2 separate regions of the Homo sapiens genome follow, and region 2 is linked to region 1. Evidence: chromatin contacts called from ENCODE Hi-C or POLR2A ChIA-PET data. All regions are on one chromosome and are shown on one strand. Each heading gives the region's core, a stretch centred on a gene start or an enhancer-like site at or near the end of the contact. The rest is flanking DNA. Distances are from core to core; before and after follow the strand shown.

Region 1 (3,639 bases), core at 424-2,923:
GTCCCACCTGCCCTGGGGGCATGAGTCTCCTCCTCAGAACCCACTCCAAGCTTGCTCACTCATTCATGCCCTGAGTCACTGATATATCCACACATCTTAGCACCAGCTATAATAGGCATGGATGACCATTCTGGTCCCTGCCCTCAGTGAGCTCCGGGGTCCAATGGTGCAGCTGAAGAACATTGATAATAATCACCAAAGTTTATTAACCACCTACCATGTGCCAGGGCTTTATATGGGTGCAGCAGGCAGAGTGTGGCTGTCTAAGCCTGAGTCAGACCATGCCCTTCTGCTCCAAACCCAATGGCTGCAATATACAGAGGAAAAGCCAACATGCTCTGCCTGGCCTGCAAGACCCTCCTGATCTGACTTCCAGTCACCAATCCAACTTCATCTCCTATGCTTCTCCGCCGCCAGACCACTTTCGAGCTCCAGCAGCCATTTTTTTTTTTGAGATGGAGTCTCACTCTGTTGCCCAAGCTGGAGTGCAGTGGCACGATCAAGGTTCACTGCAGCCTCAACCTCCCAGGGCTCAGGTGATCCTCCCACCTCAGCCTCCTGAGTAGCTGGAACTACAGGTGTGTGCCACCATGCCCAACCAATTTTTGTATTTTTTGTAGAGATGGGGTTTCACCATGTTGTCCAGGTTGGTCTTGAACTCCTGGGCTCAGGCAATTTGCCCACCTTGGCCTCCCAAAGTGCTAGGATTTCAGGTGTGAGCCACCATGCCCAGTCTACACCAGCCTCTTGCTAGTCTTCAAACCTGGCTGAAGACCTTGCTTCCTCTTCCCTCTGCCTAGACGCTGCTTCTCCAGATGTTTGCATGGCCGGCTCCTGCCTTCATTAAAGTTTATCAGTTCAAACATTAGTTACACCTCTTCCAGGGAAGCCTTCCCCGACCACCCTTTCTAAAACTCACCCTGTCACTCTCTGTCCCCTTTCTGTTATAGCACTTAACAACCACCTGATATCACATTGTATATTCATTTTATCTGTTTTTTTTCTCTACACTCTTCGGGAATTTTTTTTTTTTTTTTTTTGAGACGGAGTCTGGATCTGTCACCCAGGTTGGAGTGCAGTGGCATAATCTCAGCTCACTGCAACCCCCTCCTCCTGGGTTCAAGCAATTCTTGTGCCTCGGCCTCCTGTGTAGCTGGGATTACAGGCATGCACCACCATACCTGGCTAATTTTCGTATTTTTAGTAGAGATGGGGTTTCCCCATGTTGGCCAGGCTGGTCTCGAACTCCTGACCTCAGGTGATCTGCCAACCTTGGCCAAAGTGCTGGGATTACAGGCGTGAGCCGCCACACCCAGAGGCACTTTGTTTTATTCATTGCTAAATCCCCCTTACCTAGAGCAGCACCTGGCACAAGTAGTTCTTTGTGAAATGAATGAATGCATGTGTCACATCTTTGAGGTTCAGGAGGGTCTTCCTGGTGGGCGAGGCGACAGCATGTATGAAGGCATCAGATGCCTGCTGAAGGCCCTTCTGGGGTTTGTATCTCTAGCGATAGGAACTCTCTACTGCCCAAGGCAGTACCGCCCTTTTCCAGGCAGTCTTGGAATTGAGGCAATAAATGTCCCGGAGCCCATTCCCGACTCCTACTACAGAGACATGGCCACGTGGCCTACACATGCTCCAAGCGTGGAGGAAGGAGGCCAGGGTACAGAGGGGGCTTCCTGCTCTGGCGTGGAGAGCAAACACAAGCCTTGGATCCCAGGGTTCTGCTCCCCTCTGTCTCAGGTGCCTGCCCTGTTCTGTTCTGTTGGCCCGGGAAGGAACTTTGGACAGGCTCTTTTAAATCCAAGAAAAACCTGTCCCGAAACTATGGCAATTACTTGTAATCTGCAACTGCCTTGATTACAGCTCGGGGGACTTTGATATTTTCCTCCAAGGATACCATTTCAGCACAAAAATTCAAGGAAGTCCCCAGTGCTTGCTTGCTCTTGCTCAGCAGGAGAACTAAACGTTGACTGGAGTCGGTGAACTTTGAGGCCTCCACCCACAGGCCCCACCATCAAAGCTGACTCAGGATCCTGGGGCACAGGGCTGTAGTGCATCAGGCACCCGCTGGAAGGCTGATAGGCCTGTGCAGGGCTGCTCTTGCCACTTCCCCCTACATGGCCTTAGGCATGTCTTTTCACAGCTATTGGCCCTTTTCTCATCCAAAGGAGAAAGTCAAAACTCCTTAGCAGGAGGTAAAAGTACCTTTAAGGTGCTCCCCTCCATGCACCTCCAGCCCTCCAGGTGGCTGGCTCAGTGACAATGCTTTTGCTTTTGGTGGCATCTAACTGAACCACTAAGTCTTTTTTCCTTATATGAATATTCAGAGGGGAATTGAGGCAGTGGGGCTATTTGATCCATCACCTCAATGATGCGTCCAGGCTCGGGCCTTCTCTGATCTGCCATCCTTCTTGTTAGTTCCATCCTCAGGTTGGTGCCAAGATGGTGGCAGCAGCCCCAAGTGTCCACACTGGAATATGGCAATTCCAGAGAGGGGAGACTATGTCTTACCATGGCTCCTCTTAAAATGGAGGAAGCCTTTCCCAGAAGCCACTGTAGATTTTCCTGGTCCTATACCTTACTGACTAGAACTGGGTCACATGCCCAGTCTTGAATTAGTTATTGGCAAGGGGGAGCAGGGTAGTGGTAGACCAAGCATTGACGCGGAATGGATGTCTGCTCATAATGTCCAGTGCCTAGAGGCAAGCTAAGACCACTGCCTCTAGGCGCTCACAGTCACACTTTGGCTTTTCTGTGAGACCTCACAGCTGGCACTTTCACCCCATGATGGCCCTCAGGGTTAGAGGGTGCTGACTTCTAGGCTAGCACAGGTCCAGTTGCAAGGGTTCTGGACCTAGAAAGTTCCTTAAGTTGAGCCAAGTCACTGCCAAACTAAGATTCCTAGGAGGCAGGCCCTTTAGACTCTCCTTTGGTGAGTGAGGAGAGATTGAGCATCAATTGTGTGAGTGTCTCTTTCACTTCAAAGAACTTGGCTGGGTGTGGTGGCTCACACCTGTAATCCCAGCACTTTGGGAGGCCAAGGTGGGCACATCACTTGAGTCTAGGAGTTCGAGACCAGCCTGGGCAACATTGTGAAACCCTGTCTCTACAAAAAACATATAAAAATTAGCTGAGTGGGGCCAGGTGTGGTGGCTCACGCCTGTAATCCCAGCACTTTGGGAGGCCGAGGCGGGCGGATTACAAGGTCAGGAGATCGAGACCATCCTGGCTAACATGGTGAAACCCCGTCTCTACTGAAAATACAAAAAAAAAAAAAAAAATTAGCTGGGCATGGTGGCGGGCGTCTGTAGTCCCAGCTACTCAGGAGGCTGAGGCAGGAGAATGGCGTGAACCTGGGAAGCGGAGCTTGCAGTGAGCCGAGATCGCGCCTCTGCACTCCAGCCTGGGCGACAGAGTGAGACTCCATCTCAAAAAAAAAAAAAAAAAAAATTAGCTGAGTGTGGTTGTGGGCGCCTGTAGTCCCAGCTATTCGGAGGCTGAGGTGGGAAGATTGCTTGAACCTGGGAGGTGGAGGTTGAAGTGAGCTGAGATTGTGCCACTGCACTCTGACCTGGGCAACAGAGCAAGACCCTGTCTCAAAACAAAACAAAACAAAAAATCACTCATACAGTG
Region 2 (3,639 bases), core at 286-2,785, 34 kb before region 1:
TCCCAGCACTTTGGGAGGCTGAGGTGGGAGGATCACTTGAGGCCAGGAGTTTAAGACCAGCCTGGGCAACATAGCAAGACCCTGTTTGTACAAAACAAAACAAAATATTCGTCAGGCATGGTGGCACATGCCTGCACTCCCAGCTGCTTGGGAGGCGGAGCGGGGAGGATTGCTTGAGCCCAGGGATTTGAGGTTATAGTGAGTTATGATCATGCTACTGTACTCCAGCCTGGGAGACAAGCAAGACCCATTTCAAATATAAATATATAAAGTAACTGGTGCTTTGGATTCAGACTTCTGGGTTCAAAACCAAGCTCTGCAACTTCAAGCTTTATGACCTTGGGCAAGGGACCTTATTCCTTTCTGCTTCAATTTCTCTAAGTGTAAAGCACAGATGGCAGTAACAACCCACAGACTCAGGGAAAGATTAAGTGAGTCAATACCTGTGAAGACTTAGAACAGTGTCTGGCACATAGAAGACACTAAATGAATCTTAGCTGTTGTTATTTATTAAAGATTTACAAACAGACCTGAGCTGTCCACTCAACAGCTCAATGACCTTGGGAAGTTATTTAACTTCACTGGGCTCAGTTTCCTCACCTATAAAATGGAAATTGATAATAATACCCACTTCATGAACTATCTCAAAGTCTTAAATAAAATAAAGCATGTGAGTAATAACACTGACAGCCAACACTGGCTGGCTGCTTAGTGTATGACATGCACTTCATGCACTACGAGGCAGATACCATCAGCGCTGGCTATCTCACTCCTTGGCCTGTGCTTGTTTTGTTTTGCTGAGACAGGCCCTTGCTCTGTAACCTGGGCTGGAGTGCAGGGGTACCATCATGGCTCACTGCAGCCTTGATCTCTTAGGCTCAAGTGATCCACCCACCTTGGCCTCCCAAAGTGCTGGGATTACAGGCATGAGACTCATTTCTCTACATCTGTTTACCTTTGCCCTATTAAATGCCAAGTGCTTTGACCGCACATGAATTAGTATGTTCCCTGCACCTCCTAACCAATGTCTGCCTTCTAAGCCCATGGTCTTTCCTGCCATGCTATAACATTAAGGACAAGTACACTATGCTGATTATTGTCATTATGAGACCATAGCTCCTAGAAAACCAGAGCTGGTCATCCTCATTTTCACACATCACCATTGGCCTCTGATTACTATGTCTCACACGTGACAGGCGCCCTATAAATGTTTCACGGCCTGTGCCCACGTCCTGCTAACCTATATTTTTTAAAAACAGGGGCTAATGGGGTGCAATTAATAAACACGTCCAATAATTATCAGGATGACGTCATTTCTCGGTCTGCACCTGAAGCTGTTCTCTAGAAGCTGCTTCCAGTTTCACCTTGGGAAGAGTAAGGTAACACAGGAGTGATTCTCACGCCTAGAGGAGGAAATTGAGACTCATGCGACTGCAGAATGTTCTTTTTATGACATCCCTTATCAACCGATGAACTCTTTCTCAATCTCATGGCGGGTCAATGTTCCACCGTGTCAGGCGTGGACATGGGAACAGATCACACAGGATTCCAAGTTCAACAGACAGAGCACCTGCACCTTTGGTCTCATACATCAGAGTTGGGAAGATGGGGAGAGTGCCAGAAGGTGCTGAATGCTCATGAGCTCCATGCGCCTCCCCTAAACCCAGAAACGCTACCCCCTCCAAGTACCTCTGGCTCCATTGTTCTCTGTAGGAAGCACTGAAGGAAATGCCTGTAAAAAGCTCCGACTTGTTGAAACTCACATGAAACTGATCCCAGAATGGGCCAAAGGGGTTTCCTTCCTGCAGAAAGAGAGTGGTGGAAGGCTTACTGATGGGGAGGGAAAGCCATTTGGGGATGGGGCCAGGGAAGTGTAGGTGGGGGAAGCTGGGTGATGTGACTCAGGCCAAAACACTCTCACAGGATGGCCTAGGAGAAATGTCACTCTGCAATTCCTAGGCCAGGGGCTGAGCAGAGTGCCGTGGCTTCAATTCTGGATTCCAGCAGGAGAGTCTTTCCTGTTCACATGTCACATCCTGCTGACCCAGCAGCACTGATGAGGGTCTGGGGAGAAGCAGACCTTGGATTTTGAACCAAGGACTAGAGCTTCAAGAGACATTCAAGATTGGCTAATCCAATGCCTTCATTTTCAAGGTGGAAACCAAGGCCCACTGAGGGTCAGACACTTACCCAAGGTTACACAGCCAGTAAGGGCACTGTTGGGGCTGTGAGCTAGGTCTCCTTTCTCAAATTTCATAGTTCTTCCAACCACTTTCCCAAGACTTTAGCACATACACCGAAAGACATACTTGGGGGTTTATTTCCAAAGTGCCAGAAATGTATAAATTTCTTTTAATAAGATATGACAGCCTCTCATTTACCTGCTGAGATGCAGGAAGGTATTCAAGTTAAGTGGGTAGACAATGGTGCCAAATTACCTAAGGTTGAATCCCAGCTCTACCACTTGTTTGCTGTGTGATCCTGGGTAAGACACTGACCCTCTCTGTGCCATCCTCGGTGTCCTCTCTATGAAGTGGGGATATTATAAGTATTTTCCTCATGGAACAGTGTGAGTATTAAATGAGTTGATACATGTAAAGCTCTTAGCGTGGTACCTGACATACATAGTAAGTGCTACATGAATATTAGTTATTATTACTGATGTGGCACTTTGCAGTTTACAAGCACTTTTTCACCTGGCCCTCATGACACTTTAGGAGTGAGACAGAGCAGGGACTGGCATCTCTATTTTGTAGGTAGAAATGAAGGTTCAGAGAAGCAAAGTCTTCTGCCCAAGGTGATGCAGCTTCGCTAACAAATGCCAGAAACAGGACTTAAATCTCCATCTTTCTATTCTAAGTCCTTCTGGTGCTTTTCCCCACATTTTGCCATGACATAGTCTTGGGGGCCTAGAGGACATGGAACAGGAAGAAAGGGCCCCCGAACCCACAGGACCCACCTTCATGGGGCACGTCTTCTTATCTGGGCTTCGCTGGGCTGCCACCTCAAAGCAGTATGCCACCCGCTTCTCAGGGGGCCAGTGGGTGGGTGCCAGCTTCTCCATGAAATCCTCCAAGCTGATGACCCGATGGTAAGCCTGGAGGGGCTCCAGCTTGAAGTACTTCTGGTAGGACACATGGAGCTACAGGAAAAGGAGGAGCAGAGGTCCCGTCTCAGTGCCCCCGTGGCTACTTTAGACATTTATTAAAACAATACACTCCAGGCCAGGTGCAGTGGCTCACGCCTGTAATCCCAGCACTTTGGGAGGATAAGGCGGGCGGATCACTTGAGGTCAGGAGTTCGAGACCAGCCTGGCCAACATGGTGAAACCCTGTCTTTACTAAAATACAAGAAAATTAGCTGGGGGTGGTAGCGAGCACCTGTAGTCCCAGCTACTGGGGAGACTGAGGTAGGAGAACTGCTTGAACCCAGGAGGTGGAGGTTGCTTGCAGTGAGCCAAGATTGTGCCACTGGACTCCAGCTTGGACGACAGAGCAAGACTCCGTCTCAAAAAAACAAAAACACTCCAAGACCAAGACAGTTCAGACTACATGACAATTAAAAGTTTTCATCAAAAGACGCCAAAGCTAGGATAGACAGGCTAGCAGGAGAGTCTGCAAACTAAAGAACAAACAGTAA

What was found. A loop is a pair of places that touch in the nucleus more often than their neighbours do. ChIA-PET counts read pairs that join two places held with the same protein, here RNA polymerase II (POLR2A). Pooled maps may share reads with other maps.
Region 2: POLR2A ChIA-PET joins it to region 1 with 12 read pairs in H1. The contact joins two enhancer-like sites. A Hi-C loop is called at or near these places in 1 of 50 pooled maps. POLR2A ChIA-PET finds 5 or more read pairs at or near these places in 5 of 52 experiments (AG04449, H1, HEK293 and 2 more).

What each region holds. Positions count from the first base shown.
Region 1 is chr20:32,180,550-32,184,188 of GRCh38, reverse strand. No RefSeq gene overlaps it. Among named protein-coding and RNA genes, the nearest start is that of PLAGL2, 25 kb to the left of the region's middle. RefSeq lists an enhancer at 1,632-2,132 and a silencer at 3,553-3,639. Within about 2 kb of position 1,673, at least 2 of the 41 ENCODE cell types and tissues checked have a DNase peak (open chromatin) inside an H3K27ac peak, as active enhancers do.
Region 2 is chr20:32,214,772-32,218,410 of GRCh38, reverse strand. It overlaps POFUT1 (protein O-fucosyltransferase 1), which reads right to left. Exons shown (of 7, transcript NM_015352.2): 3 at 2,960-3,142; 4 at 1,690-1,802. Among named protein-coding and RNA genes, the nearest start is that of POFUT1, 8.7 kb to the right of the region's middle. Within about 2 kb of position 1,535, at least 3 of the 41 ENCODE cell types and tissues checked have a DNase peak (open chromatin) inside an H3K27ac peak, as active enhancers do.